2 separate regions of the Homo sapiens genome follow, and region 1 is linked to region 2. Evidence: chromatin loops called from intact Hi-C (ENCODE). Cell type or tissue: spleen. All regions are shown on one strand. Links, peaks and the distances in the headings refer to the core of each region. The heading gives the core; the rest is flanking DNA. Region 1 overlaps ST8SIA5 (ST8 alpha-N-acetyl-neuraminide alpha-2,8-sialyltransferase 5). Region 2 has its middle 16 kb from the start of ARK2N.

Evidence for each region. A loop is a pair of places that touch in the nucleus more often than their neighbours do. Peaks named below come from ENCODE experiments on the same cell type or tissue, not always from the same donor. Only the 100,000 strongest peaks of a DNase experiment are listed, where the experiment ranks them.
Region 1: a loop joins it to region 2, with 7 times the contacts of the local background. A loop is called at or near these places in 12 of 110 quality-filtered maps.

What each region holds. Positions count from the first base shown.
Region 1 is chr18:46,669,137-46,674,509 of GRCh38, forward strand. ST8SIA5 (ST8 alpha-N-acetyl-neuraminide alpha-2,8-sialyltransferase 5) reads right to left here. Exons shown (of 7, transcript NM_013305.6): 7 at 1-5,373. Among named protein-coding and RNA genes, the nearest start is that of LOXHD1, 15 kb to the left of the region's middle. In spleen, for the core only: no CTCF peak of the experiment used is centred there; no DNase peak of the experiment used is centred there; H3K27me3 peaks cover 263 bases.
Region 2 is chr18:46,155,043-46,160,415 of GRCh38, forward strand. No RefSeq gene overlaps it. Among named protein-coding and RNA genes, the nearest start is that of ARK2N, 16 kb to the right of the region's middle. RefSeq lists a silencer at 843-1,049. In spleen, for the core only: no CTCF peak of the experiment used is centred there; no DNase peak of the experiment used is centred there; H3K27ac peaks cover 1,497 bases.

The DNA.
Region 1 (5,373 bases), core at 291-5,290, 510 kb after region 2:
CTCCACACAGGTGCTGGGCAGGGCATGAGGCCAGGGTGAAGCCCAGGCCTGGAGCAGACTCCAGATCAGCCTAACAACTTCAGAGGGGAGAAAAAGGTGCCCTAGAGGGCTAGAGCGGGACACTGGCCACCGTCCCCTGCCCTCCAGTTCCTCCCACCTTGAGGAAGCCTTGGCACCCAAAAGGAGATGTCCATCACCCACCATGGGTGCCCTGGGCACACCACGCTATCTTTCTGGGCCTCGGCAAGGAGGGTTGCTACTCTCTGCCCTGTCCTCCTTGCAGGAACGCAGCGAAGTCCAGTAAGAAAATGGATGGTGAAGGTGTGGAGAAAGTAAAAGTGTCACTTTCCCCCAGAAATGGTCATCTTTTTAAATTCACCAAAAAACACCCAGGCCTGAGTCACTGCAGAGCCAGCACACCCCTAGCTGAAGTCCTGACCCTCCTGCCCCACACAATAAGGACAACACAAGCAGAATCAGAGGTGCAGAAAGAGGATGATCAGCCACACCATCACCCACACTGCAAAGTCCCTTGGAGATGGGAAGGTGGAAGGGGCTTGTCCCCCCACCACCTGCCCTTTTTTCTTAGGAGAGAGGTAGCAGGAGAGTCTCCAATGTCAGGGGGAAAATGTTAAGTTCAAAAGAGTGAGTTTGGCCGGGCACGGTGGCCCACACCTATAATCCCAGCACTTTGGGAGGAGGAGGTGGGCGAATCACGAGGTCAGGAGTTCACAACCAGCCTGGCCAAAATGGTGGCCCCGTCTCTACTAAAAATACCAAAAATTAGCTGGGCAAAGTGGTGGGCGCCTGTAATCCCAGCTACTTGGGAGGCTGAGGCAGGAGAATCACTTGAACCTGGGAGGCGGAGGTTGCCGTGAGCCGAGATCATGCCACTGCACTCCAGCCTGGGTGACAGAGTGAGACTCCATCTCAAAAAAAAAAAAAGAGTGAGTTTACCCATCTCGCCTATCCTTCATCATCAGATCATCAACCGTTTCATTTATGTGAACTTCCAGGTCACTGAGCATTTATCTTTTAAGCACCAAGACTTTTGTGAAAGTATTTTAACTGTTTGGGGATGGAAATAATTCTAAAGTGGATAAAACGCAGCCCTGCCTTCTTAGACAGTGTATTGAACATTGTTGGAACGCTTTTTTACCTCTGCATGTCCTGGATGTCACAGGGTGAACTGAGCTGAAATGCTGTGTTGCTCCCGGGGTTATTATAACATATTCTCCCTCTCTTCCCCACTAAACGACCAACGACCTCAGGCTACTTGATGGTTCCTGAGATATGTATTTAGTTTTGGTCTTTTTTAATTATTATTTTGAGACAGGGTCTGGCTCTGTCACCCAGGCTGGAGTGTAGTGGTATGATCTCAGCTCACTGCAACCTCTGCCTCCTGGGCTCAAGCCAGTCTCCCACCTCAACCTCTTGAGTAGCTGGGACTGACTACAGGTGTGCTTTTGTATTCTTTATTGAGACAGGGTTTTGCCATGTTGCCCAGGTTGGTCGTCAACTCTTGAGCTCAAGCGATCTCCCGCCTCAGCCTCCCAAAATGCTGGGATTACAGATGTGAGCCACCATGCCTGGACATATTTTCTTATCCTTAATGTAGTGTTTTTTTTTTTCCAAAGACAAGCTGTCGTTGAACAAGTAAACTAGTTTTGGTCTTCTTAATGCCATCACAATTTAGGCTATTAGCTGCCACTTCTTGCTTTATCTAGCACATGTCATCATTCTCTTAGTTTGCTTTGTCATTAGAAATCAGAACCAAGTTCACTAGAACTGAATTTAAAATCAAAGCAAATGCCGTGAGATATGTGATATTAGCAAAATGGTTGGCCCTTGATACACAGCTTTATAGCATCTATTTTCAGGGGCTCAAAATTATTTTCCTTCAACTGAGTCCTCAGTTACCTGGGGGCTGAGTGAATTTGCTGGGTTCGATCCTAGGAAGTGAGTTGTGTTTTCACCCTGCCTCAGTAAAACAGTAGCCATTTCCACTTTTAATAAGTCTTTGAGATCTCCAGAGGCTCTTGTCAACTTTGTCGCTGAATGTGGAATTCTGAGCTCTCATGGGGGTTGAAGTTGCCCACGTTGTGGGGGCATCTTTGGAGGAGGGAGACTAGATTGAGGCAGAAACCAGGTACTAACTCTCTGGTTTCAGCTCAAGCCTGTTCCAAAGTATGATAGAAAAGGAAATGCATAAAGAAGTGAGGCTCTAACCCTAGCTCCTGGGCTCACGGCAGTCCTGGTGCTGTGTTTCCTCATTGCTACCTTCCATGTTTGTGCACAGATGTGGAGGTGGGCAGAGGGCTGGGTCTGCATCAGAAAACCAGGCTTTCCCCCAGGTGGACCAGACAGGTCCTCCCCATGCTAGAGGGCCAAGTGTGTGGTACTCAGATCCTACCCAGCGCCGGTCACAAGGTGACCCTCACCCAGGCACAGGCTGAACCTATTGCTGCAGATCCACCAACCCCTTAGCTCAGATCACTAAATGCATCCTAATCTTAGGCACAGATAAATTCTTAATTCAGGCAGACTCTGAGGCTCCTAGCCCCGGGAGAAGAAATCTATGTTACTTTGCTTTAAAAATATGTCATAATATTTATCTGAATGCTAAAATGTTCAGAAAAAGAAAAGCTGGTACCTTTAAGAAGTCTCACGCCTGAGTCAGACTGAGGGAAGGAAGGGTCCACCAACCCCCAACCAGGAAAAAGAACAGGGCAGCAGAACAGGGCCAATCTCATTAAAGGATCATCTAGAGCCATGAGCCTCCAAGTGCAGTCCCTGGACCAGCATTGGCATCACCTGGGAACTTGTTAGAGATGCTCCACCCTGGCCTCACCAAATAACTCTGGGGCGGGGCCCATAATCAAGGAGCTCTCCAAGAGATTCTGAGGCAGCCTCCAGTTTGAGAACTGCTGACCTAGAATAGTGGTTCTCAAGGCTGGCTGCACATTAGAAACATCTGGAGAATTTGTGAAATCCTAATATTCAGGTCACATCTCAGACCACCTGACTCAGAATGTCAAGGGGTGGGGTCGCACGAGTATTTCTTAAAGCTCTTCAGACGACTCTAGCGTGCACCAAGGCATAGACTGCCTGCCTTAGGGTAATGACTCCCAACCATGTGAGACAGAACCACTTAATGAGATCTTTCAAAATAGGGATACCAGGCCCTATCCCCAGGCCTGCTGAATCAGATCCTCCGGGAAGTAAAGGACCTGGCTTGGGGATTATTTTATAAAGACTTCCAGGTGATTCCTATGTACACACAAGGTTGCAAATGGCAATTCTAGAGAAAACAGAACTTTTACCCCAAAGCTGAGCAGATCATTTAGTTGAAGGAAATGAGAGATTTGTTGCCATGGGAACCATCTTCAACTGAAGAGAGAGTCACTGATTTCTGGCTTTTGTGGCCAACAGCTAAGTCATGGAAGTGTATGTTTTTGCTTTTGGTTTTTTTCCTTTGAAATAAAAAAAAAAAAAAAGAAAGGTTCTCAGAAGAGACTGTGCAGGGGAAAATACCTAAAGACTTCTAAAAGATCAGCAAGGCTATTGTCTCTCAGGACATGCTGGCCAGGACAGTGGAGCCCAGGTGGCAGAGCAAGGCCAGGTCTGCACTCTCCCTCAGCAAGGGGCCAAGGTCTCAGGAAGCCAGGGGCCAACGACCAGCCCAGGACAACTGCCCAAGGCAAAAACAAAAACAAAAATCAGATTTCTGCTTTAGGGACACCCAAAACAGTTAATGTCATTTGAGAGCTGCTTGCACCTAAGTGATTCTAAAAAGTCTCTGGTATACTATACTAAGTGAAATAAGCCAGTCATCAGAAAGACAAATATTATATGATTCTACTTATATGAGGGACCTAGAGCAGTAAAATTCATAGAGAAAGAAAGTAGAATTGCGATTGCCAGGGGCTGGGGAAGGGGGAAGTGAAGACTTGTCATTTAATGGGTTTAAAGTTTTCATTTTGCAAGATGAGAAGAGTTCCAGAGACAGAATATACAACAGTGTGAATGTACTTACCATTACTGAACTGTACACTTAAAAATGGTTAAGATGATAAATTCTATGTTATGTGTATTTTACCATAATTACAAATGAAAAAGAAATCTTTGTTTGTGTTAAAGCAAAACCAATTTTGTAAATGTTAGATTCCCGAGCACTTGACTTTTGTTGCTAGGTACATAGTGGGTTATATATTATATTTGTATGTACAGAAAAGGCAGAAGTTGGGTTGTGTGCCAAATTCTTCTTTTCATTCTTTTCCTACTCAAGGCTCCAGTCTGAATTTCAAGCCATACATGGCCACTCAACTGGTGGCAACTTCTGAACCACAAGCAGTTGTATGCTCAGGGAACAGATAGGGCCTCACACATGCTGATTCCCAGGCGCCACCTCTCCCCCAGGTTCTCAGTCCATAGTTTTAACAAGCACCCAGGTGATTCTGATGCAGGCCATCAGAAGGCCATCCTACAGGGCATCCTAATAAACCCATGTGATCTTCAAAGGGTAGACTGTAGATCTATACTGTAGATCTATACTGTAGGTCTATCCAGTCTACCCTTTGAAGATCACACTGTAGATCTATCCAGTCTACCCTTTGAAGATCACACTGGTTTATTAGGATGCCCCGTAGGATGGAATCAGCCTCCACAGACTGGCCTCGTTTGACTAGACCTCTAAACAATAGCACAAGGCACACCCTGGCCACTGGTGCACCCCTCGCCTGGCCTCACCTGACCCCTGAGCCACAGTTAGCCTCTTCCCAGAGGGTGCTCTGGTTACAGGGAGGAGACTAGGTCAGGGCGTGTGTTGAGCTCAGAGAAGCAGCACCTTTTTTCCCCCAGGAAACAACCCCATGCTCCTGGTCTTCCCCTTCGCATCTGGAGCAGACATCCTGCAAAGCTCAGCTCACCTGTTTCCCAGCCAAAGCATTCAGCATGTTCCTCTAGTTTTTTAAACACCATTGATAAATCCCTCTTACATTGCTTCCCAGGCTGCACCTCAGCCACAGTGATGTAAGAGCCTGACATGTTTGTGTGGCTTTGAGGAAGGGAAGAAGTAGACAACAAGAAACACAGAAAATGTCTCTCCCTTCTTTCATTTAAACTAGAGGAAAAAGGATTGGCTAGCCAGCAAAAAGCAGATGAGCAGGATTATAATGAGGGAAAACAAAAAGAGGCTAGCCAAGCCCATAAGCCCCCACTAGACAGACATTTCAGCCTCCTGAGCCCCGAGCTCCCCTGGACAGGCAGGAGGAGTCTCTGCCTTCCTGGGATGTGCTAGGTAAAAAAATCAATAGAGGACTCTCCTCAGCTGACAATTTCCCCAAGGTGTTACTCAGTTTATTAGCGGGGTAT
Region 2 (5,373 bases), core at 189-5,188:
ATTTAAGTGTTCGCCTGTTTCCTGCATCTTATTTTTTAGTTGCTTCCAAACTTGAGGAGAGAAAGAGAAAGGGTTATTTATTACACAGGCCCCAACCCTAGCAAGAGAAAAAAAAAAAATCACAGTCCACGTTATAAGTCTTCCTTGGGATTTTGTTCTTTTTTTCTTTTTTCGAGACAGGGTCTCACTCCGTCATCCACACTGGAGTGCAGCTATATGATCTGGGCTCACTGCAGCCTCCACCTCCCAGATTCAAGCGATTCTCCCACTTCAGCCTCCCGAGTATCTGGGATTACAGGTGCCCGCCACCATGCCCAGCTAATTTTTAGTATTTTTAGTACGGATGGGGTTTTGCAATGTTGGCCAGGTTGGTCTCGAACTCCTGACCTCAAGTGATCCACCTGCCTTGGCCTCCCAAAGTGCTGGGATTACAGGAGTGTGCCACCACACCCGGCTAATTTTTGTATTTTTAGTGGAGACAGGGTTTCACCATGTTGGCCAGGCTTGTCTCAAAGGAGATTTTTTTCTTTTTTCTAAATTCCTCCCTTACCCTTGCCTTCTCCACATCCAAATGAGTATCAGCCTCTGGGCACTCATTCCCAAAATGACCTAGTCCTTTCATTCCACTGTGACATCTTTCCAGAATGCTTTTCCTCTTCTCTATGAGGCAAAATTCTTGTCATTCTTAGAGTCATGGCTCAGAGTTCTCCCCCTCAGTGAGTCAATCCTTCTCAAGGAGCTCAGGCTGAGTTTGCAGCTTCCTTGTCTCAGTTTCTAGGACTCTATTCTATTATGCTATCACTAGTCCTAATGGGAGGCGACCTCATGCCCGTCTTACCCAATAGAGCAGACTAGGTTGAGTGCTGTACCTGGAAGTTCCTCTGGCCACATCTATGTCTTCTTAGAACTATTGTGTCTGGGGTTTCCTGGGTGGGGAAGGCAAATGAAACCTCAGCAATGACTGGTATGAATTCTCCTGCCAGGTGGGGGCCTTAAAGTAGAAATCAAATTGATTTCTAGGAAATGAAGAAAGTGATGTTTCTTGCATACTTGAGTTGGAGGGCTAGAGTATTATTCACTGCAAATAAATTCTGACCTTGTTTTTTCATGAAATGTTGCTCTCCTTCTCACTCTTCCACCCTAGAAATTTTGTCAAGGCTTGAATCAGTCCAGAATTTACTCTATTGTTCCCTTACCTGTTGCTTGGAATGTGACCGTTTGGGGAGTGTGTTTTGTTTTGTTTTGTTCTGAGACAGAGTCTTGCTCTGTTGCCCAGGCTGCAGTGCAGTTGTGCGATCTTGGCTCACTGCAACTCTGCTTCCTGGGTTCAAGCGATTTCCTGCTAATTTTGTTTTTTTTTATTTTTAGTAGAAAAAGCATTTCACCATATTGGCTAGGCTGGTCTTGGACTCCTGACCTCAAGTAAACTGGCTGGCCTTGGCCTCCCAAAGTGCTAGGATTACAGGCATGAGCCACCACACCTGGCCTGGGGAGTGTTTTACCATTCCTGAGACTAGATGGTGACAGGTTCTTACAACAGCCTGAGCAAAGCCTGACACAGAGGGGGAACCCCTTCAGTGGATGGGTCCTTCCTGCCACAGACTAAATGTAAATAAAGTCCTTCTGCTGTGTCTTCAGTGAGGATGGAGAACAGAGGGCTGCTCAAGGTCAAGTTGTATACTTGGAGGCTGGAGAAGAAGCCCCACACAGAGAAAGCCCAGGTGAGCTGAGCAGGACAGGAAGGATCCTCCGAGACCTGCAGATCATGCCACCAACCAGCACCAGGCCTACATCCAAGGAGCGCAGGGTATCCAGGAAGAACATCAGGCCGTACTCTCTCTCAGGCTAGACCAGTCACTTCTATTCCAAAGAAGACTTCTCAGGGCTGGAAGCATCCCCTCCCCTCTGTAGTCCCTCTCTTGTGCTTGCTGCCCTCCTTGACCTTGGTTCCCTTGGTTTCCAGTGAGCCAAGTGGAGGTGTACTCTCCCACCTCGTCATGTGCAGCCTGCCTGGGAACACAGTGTCTCCAAGGCTGACTGAGGAGAACAGAACTTGAGGAGAAAAACAGCAGCACAGAGAAGGAAAAACAGAGTGGGGCCTGGGGAGAAAGGAGAGCTCTCAGCTGGGGTTTCCCACAGAAGCAGAGTCTCAGACAAGAGCTTGCACACAGGTCATTAATTTTGGGAATTACCCCAGAACAGGAGTGAGGAACTGGAGAGAGTGACCCAAGGAAGGAGGGAGAGCCATTCCAATGTGTGCTGCCTTATCAAGCTCATCTCCAGGGAGGCCGCCTGGGCGTGGTCCACCTGTTTGCCCCTAAAGAGAACCAAAGAACGAGCTTCAAAATTGTTCGTCTGAGGGAAATAATAGAGGATGTTTATCCACCAGTTCTGGCCCCCTCGGGTCAAGGTTGCCCCATAGGATGTTAACTCCTTCTGTCTTCTAGGTTTGTCCACATGCAATCCAGAGTGTCCCAGGAGGGAAACCCCGGGGCAGGTGATACCTACAGGCAACTGCAACAATGACTGGAGGGTAAATGTGGACCAAGGTGTGAGCTGGGGCACCATACAAAAGAGAAGGGTGAGGAAGAAGCTGCAGCACAAAATGGAGATTAGAGGGAAAAACGAGGTTAGTGGAGCCATCATCATCTGCTTGCCCGATGCACACAGCAAGTCAATATGCCGAGACACCGGGTTGAAGCAGAGAAAGAGGTTTAACTGTAGTGTCACTGAATGAGGAGATGGGAGAAAACCTCATCTCCATCTCTCCAAGGAATTTGGGGTTAGGGTTCTTAAGGGTTTTGGAGTGGGCAGAAGTGCGGAGATCATTGATTGGTGGAAGACTGCAGGCTGAAGTCCTGGGACAGGGAGAGGAATAAGCTGTATTCTCACGGGGATCCCGTTCCTCTGTGGGGATCTTCAGACTGGGTGCTGGAATTGGGGGGTCTGAAAAAACCTTTTAGGTCGGGTGCAGTGGCTCACGCCTGTAATCCCAGCACTTTGGGAGGCCGAGGCGGGCGGATCACTTGAGGTCAGGAGTTCGAAACCAGCTTGGCCATCATGATGAAAACCTGTTTCTACTAAAAATACAAAAAATTAGCTCGGTGTGGTGGTGCTTGCCTGTAACGCCAGCTACTCAGGAGGCTGAGGCAGGAGAATCGCTTGAACCCAGGAGGCGGAGGTTGCAGTGAGCTGAGATCAGGTGGCGCCACTGCACTCTAGCCAGGAACCATGGGGATGCAAATCAATTATTAGTCTTATGACCCTAATGTCAGAGATCCTACCTGTAGGCAAAAAGGCAATGCAAATGGTCAGGAACTAGTGACTTTTAGCAACAAGAAAGTGGGCAGAGTGCAGCCTGATTAGTGTTTAATTACAACTATATTTCTGTCCAGAACCCAGCATACAATTCTTGTCAGCCTTCTGGGGGCAGTCTCAGGAGGACAACTGAGGAGAAGACAAAGCAACCATAAACAGTCCTTGTTTCAGGGAGAGACGTGAGCAGGGCAGAGGCAGCCCTTCAGCAGCCGGGGCCTCTGCCGAACTCCTAGAACTGGCTAGGGTGAGAATAAGCCCTGAAATGTACAGAGTTCTTGCTGCTACAAGACTCTGGCAGGCCCACTGGCAGGAATGAGTGGCCCTGGCAGTAACTGTACATTCCCACCCCCTTGTAGCCTGGGGCAATCTCTTTTGGGCCTCCCATGATGATAAGCTGTCTCCTGAGCATTCCTGACTCTTCCAGTTCAACAATACCAATTTAGAGTTTCTAGCTGAGAACACACCTCTCCCAAAGGGCAGGCTGAAGGAACAGGATTATAAAAGGGTCATGACCTGCTAGAATGGAAACAAGTTTCCTACAGTTCTTGTGGCAGTGGCCCCCCAAGTTAGGGTTAAGGTTGCTCCCCGCCATCAATATAGCCCCCAGGATTGGATGGATTTGAGGAGATGGATTCTAGGAGCTTCTGAAATTAAGTGGAAATCTTTGGAAAAGTAAGAAAAGGGTTCCAGGGGAACCTTTTCAGTACCCTTTGTAAAGGCCTGGAACATTCCATACTTGTATTCTATCTACACTTTAGACCCAGTCTTATCCCACAATAGTGTGGGACTCTTTCCACACTATGAGTCCATTGTGGGCTCATTTCCACAATGATCTTTTCCCTTTGTGAATTAATATAGCTCTAATAATATCAATGCACAGATTTAGCTTTAGCTCTCAATGGTCCTCTTTTTTAAAATTTAATTTTTTTATGTTTATGTTTTAGAGAAGATGTCTTGCTCTGTCATCCAGAACTAGAGTGCAGTGGAGCAATCATAGCTCACTGCAGCCTCGAACTCCTGGTCTCAAGTGATCCTCCTGCCTCAGCCTCCAGAGTAGCTAATAGGTATGGACCACTGCACCCAGCTCAATTGTCTTCTTATTGTTCTTTTCCTTTAAGTTATTCTTGTCTTTTTGTATTATAAATTCTAGAGTTAAATTAGCAGGGCATGGTGGTGCATGTCTATAGTCCCAGCTCCTCAGGAGGCTGAGGCAGGAGAATCACTTGTACCCAGGAGGCGGAAGTTGCAGTGAGCTGAGATTGCATCACTGCATTCCAGCCTGGGTGACATAGTAAGACTCAAAAATTTTTTTTAAATTAAAAAATAATAATAATAATAAATAAATTCTGGAGCTTTGTGTTTTCCTGGTTCCTGGTACACCAGGACTAGAAAATAGTTGGATTTGTGAATCAGTAAGAATCCACGAGTGTGTGTGTGTGTTAGACTGGCTTTCTTAGGCCACCAGAATGTTATAATTTGAGGATTCTATAAAACCTGGCTTGGGGGCCAGGTACGGTGGCTGACACCTGTAATCCCAGCACTTTGGGAGGCCGAGGCGGGTGGGTCATCTGAGGTCAGGAGTTTGAGACCAGCCTGACCAATATGGTGAAATCCCGTCTTTACTAAAATTACAAAAGTTAGTCGGGCATGATGGTGTGTGCCTGTAGTCCCAGCTACTAGGGAGGCTGAGACAGGAGAATTCCTTGAGCCTGGGAGGCAGAGGTTGCAGTGAGGAAAAAACAAAACAAAAAACCTGGCTTGGGAAGTCGAGACTGTGGTTAGCTGTGATCGCCACTGCACTCCAGCCTGGGCAACAGAGTGAGACCATCTTAAACAAAAACAAAACAAAACAAAACAAAACAAAAAATGTGACTCAACAAAAAGATCTCCCTCTCCCGAGCTGAGCTGCCTTACTCTTTGAAATTCCTACCCTGTATGCCACTCCTTGACTGCCTCTAGAGAAGTGTTTGTTTTAGACAGACAGAGTATTTTGTCACCTGGGAAGGGCAGTATATTAGCCAGCTACCACTCTAGTAAGAATTAGTTTCTGTAATT